Linked DNA regions of Homo sapiens: region 2 is linked to region 1. Evidence: chromatin loops called from intact Hi-C (ENCODE). Cell type or tissue: PC-9. All regions are shown on one strand. Each heading gives the region's core, and the rest is flanking DNA. Links, peaks and the distances in the headings are about the cores only.

The links. Peaks named below come from ENCODE experiments on the same cell type or tissue, not always from the same donor. Only the 100,000 strongest peaks of a DNase experiment are listed, where the experiment ranks them.
Region 2: it touches region 1 in a loop (3-fold over the local background); 9 of 110 quality-filtered maps call a loop at or near these places.

What each region holds. Positions count from the first base shown.
Region 1 is chr6:154,340,010-154,347,446 of GRCh38, forward strand. All of the region lies in intron 1 of IPCEF1 (interaction protein for cytohesin exchange factors 1), which reads right to left. Among named protein-coding and RNA genes, the nearest start is that of IPCEF1, 13 kb to the right of the region's middle. RefSeq lists an enhancer at 2,291-3,223. In PC-9, for the core only: a CTCF peak has its summit at 4,171; a DNase peak (open chromatin) is centred at 3,972; H3K4me3 peaks cover 1,143 bases; H3K27ac peaks cover 620 bases.
Region 2 is chr6:154,286,562-154,293,998 of GRCh38, forward strand. IPCEF1 (interaction protein for cytohesin exchange factors 1) reads right to left here. Exons shown (of 12, transcript NM_001130700.2): 2 at 3,152-3,195. Among named protein-coding and RNA genes, the nearest start is that of IPCEF1, 67 kb to the right of the region's middle. In PC-9, for the core only: a CTCF peak has its summit at 3,450; DNase peaks (open chromatin) are centred at 3,490 and 5,710; H3K27ac peaks cover 1,694 bases.

The DNA.
Region 1 (7,437 bases), core at 1,293-6,292:
TGGAAAGATGGGTGCTCAACATATTGCAGAGTAGCAGCTGAAGATACTTGAGGCTAGGGAACTTCCCGAGTCTCTAGAGTGAACCCCGAAAATTTGAGGCGGGTCTCAGTTAATTTAGAAAGGTTATTTTGCCAAGGTTGAGGATGCGCGCCCGTGACACAGCCTTAGGAAGTCTTGACGACATGTGCCCAAGGTGGTCAGGGCACAGCTTGGTTTTATAGATTTTATTTTTTAATTTATTATTATTATTATTATTTTTGAGACGGAGTCTTGCTCTGTCGCCCAGGCTGGAGTGCAGTGGTGTGATCTCGGCTCACTGCAACCTCTGCCTCCCCGGTTCAAGCAATTCTCCCGCCCCAACCTCCCTAGTAGCTGGGATTACAGGCGTGCACCACCAATGCCCAGTTAATTTTTGTGTTTTTAGTAGAGACAGGTTTTGCCATGTTGGCCAGGCTAGTCTCAAACTCCTAAACTCAGGTGATCTGCCCACCTCAGCCCTCCCAAAGTGCTGGGATTACAGGCATGAGCCACTGCGCCCAGCCAGTTTTATACATTTTAGAGAGACATGAGACATCAATTAAAATATGTAAGAAGGGCCAGGCGCGGTGACTCACGCCTGTAATCCCAGCACTTTGGGAGGCCGAGGTGGGCGGATTACCTGAGGTTGGGAGTTCGAGATCAGCCTGATCAACATGGAGAAACCCTGTCTCTACTAAAAACACAAAATTAGCCAGGCGTGGTGGCACATACCTGTAATCCCAGCTACTCAAGAGGGTGAGGCAGGAGAATCGCTTGAACCCAGGAGGCAGAGGTTGCGGTGAGCAAAGATCATGCCATTGCACTCAGCCTGGGCAACAAGAGCAAAACTCCGTCTCAAAAAAAAAAAAAGAAATATATATATGTGTGTATATATATGTGTGTGTGTGTGTATGTACACATATTATATTTATATATCATATATACAAAGTGTATATATATGTAAGAAGTACATTGGTTAGGTCCAAAAGGCAGAACAACTTGAAGCAAAGGCAGGAAGGCTCAAAGTGGAGAGGGGGCTTCCAGGTCACAGATAGGTGAGAGACAAGCTGTTGCATTCTTCTGAGTTGCTGATCAGCCTTTCCAAAGGAGGCCATCAGATATGCATTTATCACAGTGAGCAAAGGAATAACTTTGAATAGACTGGGAGACAGGTTTGCCCTAAGCAGTTTCCAGCTTGAGTTTTCCTCTTAGCTTAGTGATTTTGGGGGCTCAAGATATTTTCCTTTCACACTAGGGACAGCAACACAGGGTGCCAAGAACTAAATCAAATAAGAGTCCATAGTTAAAAGAAAAAATTCAAGAGAGATGGAGTACAAGTCGCCAGGGTGGAAGAGGCTGAAAGCCCTTGGGGCTTGAAGCCTACAGAAGGGATCATTTGGGGATGGAGGTTATGATTGATATTGAAAGGAATGCTGAATCCAGAAAGATTAGCATGAGAAAGATCCTAGATTTGACCAAAATGGAACCTTTGAGAGGGGTCTGAATAGAGTGCAATGAACAAAACACGCAGGAAGTTTGCCAGGCTAAATCAGTTCCGGATCTTTTAATAGAGTGTGTGAATTTCCCAAGCTTCCTCCTTTTTCATCTTTCTTCCTCCTTTTGGCTCTTTTTCCTGTGTCCACTGGAAGGTTCAATGCGTAAGGAAAGATAAAACTAATTGTGAAATCTATTAAATGATTAGGGAAGAAATTACACAAACACTAAAGTTGGAATGAACCTTTACAGATTGTGTGGATGTGTTTTATCATTACCATCATTCTGAGTTGATTATATTAAACCTTAATAATTTATAATGTCTGTATGCCTTCACCTAAAAAGAAGAGTGTGATGTGTAAGCCTTGAACTGCTGCCTGAGCTTCAGCTGCTACCCACTTGGATTGATAACGTAAAGGAAAATTTAAGTATCTCAGGACTCCCAAACCCCTTATGTCAAAGAGGTTAAGCATAGAGGTTGAGTCATGCAACATCCTTTTCCAAATGAATAGCCGTTACTGGCATGCATTACCCAGACTCCCATAGAAAGGCAAAAGGCCTCAGGCGTCTCCCGAGACTGCTCCCACAGATCATTTGAAGTAAATTCTTTGCTGGCCTCCCATAAGCATGGACATGCCAATTACACTTTAGGTCTGCAGTCTAAGTCTAGCTCCTAAACCTGAAGTCTGTTTGATTCCACACCAATAACGTCATTACAAGCTTATTTTCCCAGGTACAGAACAAAGACAAGATCAATCATACCTCCACTTACCCAAAGACCTCTGCATAACTGAGTCTTCCTTTACTCCCTTTTTTAAATTTTATTATTCACCTTGTCTTATGTAAAATGTAGATTTCTGGGCATTGACTAAAGTCTCACAAGAATGTAACCATTCCTCTTACTACCTACTCACCCCTCTCCCTACATGCCTTCCCCCTTTTCAGGATGGAGAGCAGTGGCATGATCATAGCTCACTACAGCCTTGACTTTTGCGACTCAAGTGATCCTCCCACCTCAGCCTCCTGAGTAGCTGGGATCACAGGCATGCACCACCACACCTGGCAATTTTTTTCAATTTTTGTAGAAACAGTGGCAGGGTGAGGGGCTGAGGAGGGGGAGGCAGGCAAGGCTGGATTTTGCTGTTACTCAGGCTGGTCTCAAACTCCTGGTCTCAAGTGATCCTCCTGCCTCAGCCTCTGAAAGTACTAGGATTACGGGCATGAGCCACTGCGTCTAGCCTCCTTCCCCGTTTAAGGAAATGTGTAAATACTAAACCTCCTAAATATCTCTTCAGAAAAACAGCTGCAAGGCTGAGTATGGTGGCTTATGCCTGTAATCCCAGCACTTTGGGAGGCTGAGGCCAGTGGATCACCTGAGTCCAGGAGTTTAAGACCAGCCTGGGCATACGGCAAGACCCTGTCTCTACAGAAAATACACAAGAAAACTAGTAAGGCTTGGTCACATGGGCCTGTAGTCCCAGCTACTCAGGAGGCTGAGGCAGGAGGATCACTTGAGCCCAGGAGCTGAAGGCTGCAGTGAGCTGAGATACCACCACTGCACTCCAGCCTCGGCAAAAGAGCCAGACGCTATAAAAGAGAGAGAGAGATAGAGAAAACAGCCACAGGTGTGTCTGTGGCTCGAGTTTTTCCCAGAAACGCCCTAAAGCTGGCCTAATAAGCCTCAATTCATTGAGCCCTTTCCCTCAGTCACTCATTTCGGTTATCATAATATTTTCTCAAAGCCACTGCATCTTTTTGTTGAGCATTATGTCATGTGCTTCTAGGGCTACAAAAGGGAAATAAGTGAAATAAGAAGAAAAAGAAGAAATTTCCTTTTCCTCCTATTCAATTAGTGGAAAGAAGATGTTAAAAGATTTAACATCATGCTTTGCCTACAAAACTCAGGAAAGTGCCATTTTATTAGGTGCAATACAAGTGTATGAAAACTCTCCCTATCATCAAACTTCCAAAATGCTCCACTTCCCTGGGAAAGCTTTTCCTCCCCAAGTCGCCTCACTTCCCACCATTTCTCCATGTTGATCAGAGAAGTCTCAGTGGCCTCAACCTATCAACCAGCCTTCTTTCCTCCGCCAATCTGACCCAATTATGCACTCACTCTGTCTCTAAAATTACTCACATTGACCCAGGTGTGCTGTGACTGCTGTAGGTGTTGTTGAGAAATTATTTTAGGCAGATAGAGAGGAAAAGAGGTCCTTGGAAAGTTTTCGTCCCTTTTAAAGCAGCTCCAGAAACGTTTCTTGTCTAACAGGAAAGCCCGGCTCTTAGAACTGGGCTGGCAACCTTTGATATGCAAATGCAGGCCATTAGAAACTGGGTCCACCCAACATGGAGATTCCCACATGTCCTCTTGCCCTTGCCCCGTGGTGTGCCTGGCAGCATGGCCGACCTCACATATCCCCACGTGTGTAGAACATCAAGGCGCCCTGCATTTGCATATTAAAAGACTAAGGTGGGAGGGCCAGTTTTTGTGCAGGCTACGTGAATGACATGCCTAGTCAAACCAATCCCCTGAGCCCTATGCAAATCAGACACCTCCTCCTCTAGCCTCCTCATAAAACTGGCTGGTATCCACCACACTCCGAGTCTCCTCTCTCAGTTTTGGAGCACCTCTCCCTCTGTCTGTGTACAGGGGAACTGCTTCTTTCTTTCTTCTCCCTTTTCTCTTGCCTATTAAATCATCTGCTCCTTAAAACCACTCCACGTGTGTCCGTGTCGTTTTATCTAATTCACATGAGTCAAGATCCCTGGTGTTCCTCCACTCGTCGGAGCCATATCATGACTACTTCACTGTCCTTTCATGTCCTGGTTTTGTGCTTTTCTTCCATCTGTATATCCAGTAAATCATTATCACCAAAGATACTTACATCCTGTTTTTCAACTGAAAAATCTCATTCACACACATTATCTTATAGAAACCCCAGTGACTTTGGGGCATGTAAAGATATGAGGCTCCCCGTTTCACAAATGGAGAAACTAAGACATGAAGAAAACAACCCCATGTTCACAGGTTTAGCAACTGGCAGCATAAAGATCTTCCCTCCTGTGGTCCAGGATTCTTCCCGGTATAGGAGTGCTCAATATGCCGGAGCACGAATACCAACTACCATCACAGATGGCGCCAGGGGAGAGCTCTGAGCCTGCATTTTCCTACTGACTTTCATGGTCATCCCTCTCTTCTCCCCCAACCTGAAACTTTGCCCTTTTTTTCTCAACAGAACAGAAGTTATTATTCAACTTTTTTCTCCACCATTACAGGCTCCTGGATCATGCTCTCTCTAACTTTTAGCATACTTATTCTCTACACTGTTTACCATGACAATCACATGTCACTTTGGGTCTTTTGTTGTTGTTGTTCTTTTTGGAGATAGGGTTTCACTCTGTCACCCAGGTTGGTGTGCAGTGGCACAATCTCCTCTTCCTGGGTTCAAGGGATCCTCCATCCTCAGCCTCCCATGTAGCTGGGACCACAAGTGCACGCCATCACACCCAGCTAATTTTAATACATTTTGTAGAGACAGGGTTTCAACATGTTGCCCAGGCTGGTCTCAAACTCCTGACCACAGGTGATCCACCCGCCTTGGCCTCCCAAAGTGCTGGGATTACAGGCATGAGCCACCGTATCCAGTCGGTTCTTTTGTTTAATGTTTCATGTGTGTGTTTTGTTGTCACTGTAAATTAGTAAGATATTTGTAGTAACTATTATTTTCTAATACTTATTTTATATTCTTCACAATGCCTAATACAGAGAAAATTTACACAAATATTTGCTGAATAGGGATGAATGTCTCAGGGGACTGAACAGAAATTCTAGGCTTAAGACATTATCTTTCTTACAGTCAGAAAACTCAGAAATTTTGTGTGTGTGATGATATTGACAAGCTTAAAATCACATGGCGATCAGAGCCCTACTAGTCTCCAGGACCACGAAGCACCAATATAAGATCGCAAAAAAATACAAGCCAATTAAGAATAATCCACTTTCCAAAAGAGAGCTGCTGCCACCTGCTATGACACCTCCCAAACCATGCCTCAACCACTTTTTGTTCTTTCATTAACTTCTGCTTTCTTTTGTTTTACGTGACTGCTCATCATTTTTTGGTTGAAAACGTGTTAGATTTGTCAATTCTTCACAGTATTTAATAATTCTGAATATCTGAGCTTTCCTATGGTCAGTTATCATAAAGAAAGAAATCTCTTCACTTATCCATTCAAAAACTTTGGTTACTGTACCCCATATGGTAAATTATTATATCTAAAATATATAATGTGTTAGGAATATGGTTTTAATATATTAAAATACACTTTTATCTCATTTTTTTTGTAAACACACACTTTTTTTGTGAGATGGGGTCTCACTCTGTCACCCAGGTTAGAGTGTAGTGGTGCTATCTCGGCTCACTGCAAACTCCACCTCCCAGGCTCAAGCAATCTTCCCGCTTCAGCCTCCCAAGTAGCTGAAACCACAGGCATGTGCCACCGCGCCTGGCTAATTTTTTGTATACTTTTTGGTAAAGACAGGGTTTCACCATGTTTCCCAGGCTGGTGTCAAACTCCTGAGCTCATGCCCTCTGCCCACCTCAGTGTCCCAAAGTGCTAGGATTACAGCTGTGAGCCACTGCACCTGGCCTCACATGTACATTATTAAAAAGCAAAAACATTGAAGATTTTACATCAAAATGTTAACTATAATTATTTCAAGGTTATAGGATCATGAAAAGTATTTATCTTCTCCTTGCTTATCTGTATCATTGGCAATAAAATGCATTCTATATGTACTAAGGAAAAATAATTATTTTAAAAAATTTAAGCTCTAGATATCAAGAAAGTTGATAACACATTTTACTATGAGGTTGAATTCAAAGTGTTTGCCTAAAGAGATTATTTCTTCCCTCCTTTTTTCTAAATTGGCATATACTAATCTTTTCTTTCATTCAAGAACTTTTTCTGGTTGTATAATAATTAGAAAGAATGGATGGACTATCTGTATTAGTCCATTCTTATGCTGCTATGAAGAAATACCTGAGACTCGGTAATTTATAAAGGAAAGAGGTTTAATTGACTCACAGTTCTCTGCATGGCCAGGGAGGCCTCAAGAAACTTACAGTCATGGTGGAACGGGAAGCAAACATGTCCTTCTTCACATGGCAGCATGAGAGAGAAGTGCAGAGCAAAGCAAGGTAAAGCCTCTTATAAAACCATCAGATCTTGTGAGAACTCACTCACTATCATGAGAACAACATGAGGAACAGCCCCCATGGTCTAATCACCTCCCACAAGTTTCCTCCCCCAACACGTGGGGATTACAATTTGGATTACAGTTCAACGTAAGATTTGGGTGGCCAGACTCTATCCCTATCCAAGCATATCCTCTCAAAACTCTGCCTTCCTATTTTTTAATCTCTGTTTTCTTCCCCTTTTCAATCTATATTATTAGAAACAAATGCTCCATCACCCTCAACCCCAATTCTCCTCAGCTTTGATCTGGAAGTGTCTTTGGGAATGAGATTTTCCTCAAGGCTCAGGCAAATCTGGGCTGAGCACTCCTAAAATCATTATTCACCCAAACAGGCTTCCTCTGGCCTCTCTGGGGTTGGATTATACACATTCTCAGCTCCAGGAATGGAAAGGTGGACAAGCACAAAGCAACCTTATCCAAAAATAAGAAATTATGTAGCATCCTTTTCCTTATATTATAGTATATTCCCTCAGGACAGCTATATACTGGACGCTCAGGTCAAATAAGCCTAGGCTCAAATTCTGACCCCAGAGTCAAACTGCTGGGGTTGGAACCCTGACTGTACTATTTCTGGGTGACCTTGAGCCAGGTTTGAAGTTCCCTGAACCTGTGTTTTCTCATCAGAGAAAGGGAACTAGTTAATAATAACAGCACTTCCTAGAGCTATT
Region 2 (7,437 bases), core at 782-5,781, 54 kb before region 1:
TCATAATAAGCCCCTTTGTCATAAAATCTGAAATCCAGCAGTGTTTGGATGTGTGTAGAAAGACCTGCAATGAGGCAGGGAGGGGAAGAAGAGAGGTGGAGGCTGTAAAATGGGGAATGGGGAGAGCAGTGTGATGGAAGAAATGACACCACAATGTCAGTTTCAGTAGAAAGCGGTGAAGAGTCTGAACTTTGCCTTCATGTTAGCATCAGGTGGAACCGAGGCAGTACACAAGGACATCTGAAAAAACAAGTTGCTGGGAATAAAGGCCAGGGCCGATGACAAGATCATTCATCACCACGTGATATTGTTTGGCCCCGTGTCCCCACCCAAATCTCATGTTGAATTATGATCTTCAGTGTTGAAGGAGGGGCCTGGTGGGAGGTGACTGGATCACGGGGGTGGATTTCCCCTTGTTCTCATGACAGTGAGTGAGTTCTCAAGAAATCTGGTTGTTTAAAAGTGTATAACAGATTGCTCGAGCTCAGGAGTTTGAGGTCAGTCTGGGCAACATAGCAAAGCCCCCTTTCTTTTTTTTAAAATTAAAAAATAAAAATAAATAAAATATTAAAAGTGTGTAGCACTTTGCCCTTCTCTCCCTCTCTCTCTCTCTCTCTCTCTCTCTCTTGCTCTGCTATGTGAAGATTGTGCCTATTTCCCCTTCACCTTCCACCATGACTGTAAGTTTCCTGACACCTCTCCAGCCATGCTTCCTGTACAGCCTGTGGAACTATGGGCCAATTAAACCTCCTTTCTTTATAAATTTCTCAGTCTCAGGTAGTTCTTTATAGCAGTGTGGGAATGGACTAATACACCATCATAACTAATATTTATTAAGTGCTTAACAATGCACCAGATATTGTTCTAAGAGCTATATTCATATTAACTCATTAAATCCTTACACCAGCTATGGGTGCTATTACTGTCTCCATTTAACAGATGAGGAAAGCGAAGTGCATAAAGGTTAAGCAGTTTGCCCAAGGTCATACAGATTGGTGTGTATTTGTGTCAGAGATAAGATTCAAACCCCAGCCCTCTGAGCTCAGAGCCTCCCCTTTGTACCATTGTGCTATCTCTTATTTTATTACAAGAGACTATAAAGTTCATCGAATTCAGTCTTCCAACAAACACAGCTTCTTATAACAAGCCATGCTCTTACTAGATGCCCACTGTGATGGGGAGGTCCCTAATCTGAGAGCCAGAAGTGTTATACTAGAAAACATACTTGACAACTTTTGAAGATAGTAAAATCACCCACTTTTGTCAATACCTTAGGGTAACCAGTTCTGCATATCATCAATGAAAAATATGAATATAAAAAGCATCACTTAAAATTCCTCAACAAAACATCAAATTTTATGGTAAATAAAGCATTCTTTACTGCAGAAGACAATGCAGACATCTTACTGCCTGACTCATCAGTAAATGCGTATCTTTTATATACATGTTGAAACAATAGAATTTATGTCTTAGAAGACGTCTATACAGCTAAGGTATGCACCAAAGCTAATTTGTATGTCCATGAGTTGGACAACCAGGACAACGGGTTTTAATAACTACAGAAAAAGAAAGAGAAGGGCAATGGTCACCAAAAAGCACAATGGTGACTAATGAGTTATGACTAACAGTGTTTCAAAGACAGTTGTAACATAATTGGAAATGGTAGAAACTACATACTGAGGACAATAGTGATTATTGTCTGGGTCATAGAAAATAATAGCATTTAAGTTAATACGCTAATACTTTCTGAAAAATTACCAGGATTTCAGTTATATCTATACAGTCACAGAAAGATGTGTCCTTAATAGATAACTGTGGGCGGCCGGGCGCGGTGGCTCACGCCTGTAATCCCAGCACTTTGGGAGGCCGAGGCGGGCAGATCACGAGGTCAGGAGATCGAGACCATCCTGGCCAACATGGTGAAACCCCTTCTCTACTAAAACTACAAAAAATTAACCCGGTGTGGCGGCAGGCGCTTGTAGTCCGAGCTACCAGGGAGCCTGAGGCAGGGGAATCGCTTGAACCCAGGAGACCGAGGTTGCAGTGAGCCGAGATCGTGCCACCGCACTCCAGCCTGGAGACAGAGCAAGACTCTGTCTAAAAAACAAAAAAAACAAAAAAAAAAAAAAAAAAAAAAAAAAAAACTGTAAAAAGAATGCTTCCTTTGAATTCCCCAGCAAGTTTAAAGTTGTGTTTCATCTTTGGAAAAAAATGAATTAAGGCTTAGTACAATGGCTCACGCCTATAATCCTAGTTCTTTGGGAGGCCGAGGCAAGAAGATCACTTGAGGCCAGGAGTGAGAGATCAGCTTGGGCAACATAACGAGACCCCCTCTTTACAAAAAATTTTAAAAATTAGCTGGGCATGGTGGCATACTTGGGAGGCTGAGGTGAGAGAATCACCTGAGCCTGGGAGGTCAAGGCTGCAGTGAGCCACGATCATGCCACTACACTCCAGTCTGGGGGACAAAGTGAGACACTGTCTCAAAAACAAACAAACAAACAAGAGTTAAACCAAATAAAAGATGTATACCTCAGTGAGGAGCTAAGACATATAATTCTTTTAAAATCATTTTATAATAGAAAATCAGAGTAATAATGAGAAGAATTACACAGGTATTCAACTCCAGTCTTTCCTAGATCATTAGGAGTAAACTTATAAACTTTAGAGGTGGGGACATCTTCAGATTGTTTTACTCTTCTACTATAATTATTAAATATAAATATTTAATTGTTATTATTAGTAAATTTAAATCAGTAAGTACTCCATTTCTAGAGCATTCAGTTTATACTTGGGCATCTAAACATGCAATTGCTTGTAAAATAGACTCTTCACATAATTATAGTTATAAAGTACTTTGATAGTCGTGGTATATTCCTTACTCTTAGAGAAGCAAAAAAAAAATCAACCCATAAATAAATAAATAAATAAATTACTTAATTCTCCCACTGAAAAATAATCTTCGGAGGACCAAAGATAGTCAGTAATGCTATCAACTTCCCTCTGCATAAATCCTAGACTAGGGATAAACATACCTAGGCTACACTAATTTGATTCACAAACTAGAATAACAAAGTGAAACTCAAGCTTTTCAAGTCATAAATATCACTAAAGAGAAAGAATTCGTTGCAAAGAATTTTCAATTACATACCAAAAAGTTATGAATTTTCTTGGTCCAGTTCTGTTGCCTTTGACCTTTATGGAAAAAAAAAAAAAAAAAAGAGAGAGAGAGGAAAAAAAAGTGAGTCATGAGATTTCTGCCTGGACTCAATCACCTGGGTTAAAATCAGAATCCCACCACATCAACCCCAAGAATAAGCAACAGAACAGTAAGTTGATCATCGTGATAATGTTAGGGTAGACAGCTAGGCAAACACAAACAGTTCAGGAAAGTCCCACCACCACCACCACCCAGGAATGTCAGGCAATGTTAAACCACCAGGGGATGGTCAGGTAGTTGTTAAACTGGCTCTCTAAAATAATAATTGGTGGCAGCTGGTGCCAGGGACAGGCAGTCTCCCATTAGATAAGTAACACTTGAAGCTGGTGATCAGCAGCTTCCTGATAAGATCTCAGGAGATGGCGAATGGGCCCAAGTATGTGTACTAAAGGGCAAAATGGCAGAGTTTAGCATATGACCTCCCTCTGGGAACACTCGACTGGTAAGGGAAAAATGCCTCAAGTGAGCATGCATGCAACTTCAGCAAACACACTGAGCATGCTCCCCTCCCAACGTCTGGCAGGCCATTGCACATGCGGAAAGCCCACCCCAAGGGAAGAATCAGGGTAGGAGAGACAGAAACCCCTGTACCATGCTGATGTATAAAACCCCAAGTCAAAGATCAAACAGGGTACTTGGATCTCTCAAGTTGTCCGCTTGGCACTTTTCCAAGTGTACTTTACTTCCTTTTGTTCTTGCTCTAAAACTTTTTAATAAGCTCTCACTCCTCAAAAACTTGCCTCAGTCTCTCACTCTAAGTCATGCCCCTCAATTGAATTCTTTCCTTCGAGGAGGCAAGAATCAAGTTGGTGCAGACCTGCACAGATTCACCTCTGCTAACAATAACTTCCCACTGTCTCTCTCAAAATATGAAAACAAAAGTTTTCTCTCATAGGAAAGAAGATCTGGGTAGCAAATTATCAAAAAATCATTAAACTGAGATCCTCAACATTTAATTTTTTCTAAAGAGGACAGTAAAAATAATGTTTTATCCTTTTGAACACACCCCATGATACATTTTTACTTCACTTTTAAATACCACGAAAGATGTGCACATAGATTGAGAACTTCTATCTATTTTCCTGGAATTTTTCCAGTAGGAATATATTGCCTTTTTTTTTTTTTTGAGACAGAGTCTCACTCTGTGGCCCAGGCTGGAATGCAGTGGCACACACAATCTCAGCTCACTGCAACCTCCGCCTCCCAGGTTCAAGTGATTCTCCTGCCCCAGCCTCCTGAGTAGCTGGGATTACAGGCACCTGCCACCACGCCTGGCTAATTTTTGTATTTTTAGTAGAGACAGGGTTTTGCCATGTTGGTCAGGCTGGTCTTGAACTCCTGACCTCGTGATCCACCCGTCTCGGCCTCCCAAAGTGCTGGGATTACAGGCATGAGCCACTGCACCCAGCCCAGTGGGAATATATTTCAAATTAGTAACAATAATTCTATTCATTGCCTAAAAGCATACATTTATAAAAACACAGATTTTTATTTTTTAAAATCTATATATTTGCATCTCACAGAAAAATAAAATTGTAGGAAAACATGTTCTGCAAAGGACATATTTCAAGATCTGTATTTTAATAACTCAATCTACTTGAGTACTTGGATTTTTTTCTTTTTAAATTTTTTTTCCAAAATTTTATTTTGAAAATGTTTAAAACTATAGAAAGCTTGTAGGAATAGGTAGCAATGAACACCTAGATGGCCTTCACCTTGATTCCCAAATTATGACACTTTTCCACATTTGCTTTATCTCTCTGCATATCTAAATATTTTGCTGAACCATTTGAGTCACTTGTAGACATAAAGATGGTTCACCCCTATATACTTCAGCATGTACCTCCTAAGAGCAATGATCCCACTATAGTTATTAATAATGATCACACTCAGGAAAGGTTTTTTTTTTTTTTTTTTTTTTGAGATGGAGTCTCGCACTCTCGTCCAGGCTGGAGAGCCGTGGCACAATCTCGGCTCACTGCAAGCTCCGCCTCCTGGGTTCACGCCATTCTCCTGCCTCAGCCTCCCAAGTAGCTGGGACTACAGGTGCCCACCACCACGCCCGGCTAATTTTTGTGTTTTTAGTAGAGACGGGGTTTCACCGTGTTAGCCAGGGTGGTCTGGATCTCCTGACCTCGTGATCCACCCGCCTCGGCCTCCCAAAGTGCTGGGATTACAGGCTTGAGCCATCGCGCCTGGCCACACTCAGGAAATTTTAAATTGACAAAATGCAATCACTATACAGTCCAAATGTTCCAATTGTATCACTGATGTCTGTTTCAGTGTGGAAGATTTGTTATATTTTATTTTAAATCCTGGATTTAATCAGGGATCACCAAGGCATGTCTACGGTCTCCTTTTACCTTTCAGGACATGTTTTTGTAGAGTCCAGGCCAGTTGCTTTGCCTAACACCCCTCAATATGGATTTGACTGACTGTTCCTTCACAACTAAGTTAAACATTTTTGGCAGAGGTACTCACAGGTTGGAATGCTTTCCTTCTTTGTATACATTAGGAAAACCACATAACAGGTTGGATTAATATTTTCTTTCAATCACTTAGTAACACTTAGTGATTGCCTCATATAAACTAAATTTAGTGTCACAGTTTGCAATTTACAAAATGCTTTGATATGGATTAATTTATGAAATTTGCGCTACAATCGCATGAGGTAGGTTTTTTATTTTGGTCATCTTTCCTCTTTTGAATAGAATTTTATCCAAGTTCATACAACCAGCAAGTCTAGCTCAGTGGCCAAAATTTAAGTATAGAATTACCGTAAAAATCACCCTAGAGTAAGAAACTCTATTTTCAGGTCAAATAAATCTAGATCCCTTTTTCTCTTTTGTAACCTGTACTCCCTGTTGTCCAAACTCTTTGCCTTACAGTTCTTATTTTGTTGTGTTAAACTACAAGGTAGTGAGGTATCATGATTTATCTAAACATTTTTTCAACCATAATTATTTCAAATTATAAGAGTTAAACCAGAAACAGTGGAAAAAATGGGTATTAACTTAAAAGTGGGCGATATGTTAAAATAAATGAGTATTAGCTGTATTGAGTAAGCTAACACTCAAAGTGATTGGCTTTTCTTCATGTTTTTGCCTTTGCTTTGGTGCAACTAATGATATACCAGCTCTTTCTTTCTCCCCAGAACAAGATCTTATGTCACTTCCTCCTACATTCCAAAGCAATGAAAACAGTATTTCCTGAAGGAGTCATCTGTATGTTTACAAAAACTTTCCAGCATATTAAATTAGGTAGTTTTTCTTATTTACTTTTTGCCGTGGGGGCCTCACAATCGCAGTGCTGTTTAGTTAAGAATCAAGTCAAGAAAAGTTTGGGAATCGGTGTATGTAACTTGAGTCACAACTTATAACATGAATCTCTAAATAGACATTCCAGCCAGAAAGAGAAACAAACAGGTTTCCCAACCTATAGGTCAAGGGTACTGAAGCTGGCAAAAGCCAGACAAGGTTTAGAGTGATACTGAAATCTAAAAAGCAATACAACCCAAGTCCAGGTCAGCGCAACTGCAGATGCTTATCTGGGTGGCATCAGACTCAGATGTACCATCTCAATCACTTTCAGTATAGAAAGATCTTCAAGAAAATAGGCTGCAATTGTCCACTGACAAAAACCACTTTACTAAGCCTCAAGCTAAGATAACAGATCAAGATCCATTTACTGCTTCATCCATGCACCATTTCTCTAACATTCAGTGATCTGAATATCTCACTTCAAAGCAAAAGAGCAATTAGAGCCATTTAAAATGTCTGAATAATGAGTGTGATATTATTGTTACTGTCCAGTGTTCAATTTCATAAAGAAGCAGGAACAGACTCCTGAAAAATACCCGGAGAAAAAAATGAACTATCTTTTCCACTTCCACAGAGCTCTTCGAGCATTACATGACTTTCTTTTGAATTGGCATATTATGCACCCCCTAAAAGAAAACTCTCTACTTTAATCCCAAGAAAAGCATTATTCTTATTCTTCATTTGAATTATTTTTTAGGCCAAATACAGTAAAGGAAGTTGCACTGATGATTGTGCTTAAATATATAAATTGGGGCAAGACAGGGAGCAGCAAGAAATGTTTCAACTGTGAAGTCTTTAATAGAACATGTATCATTCATTTTTCCCCACTAATCCTCAACAGACTCCTATTATCTTCAGATAATAAGAGAGGCTGCCTGCCATTAATTTAATCACTGT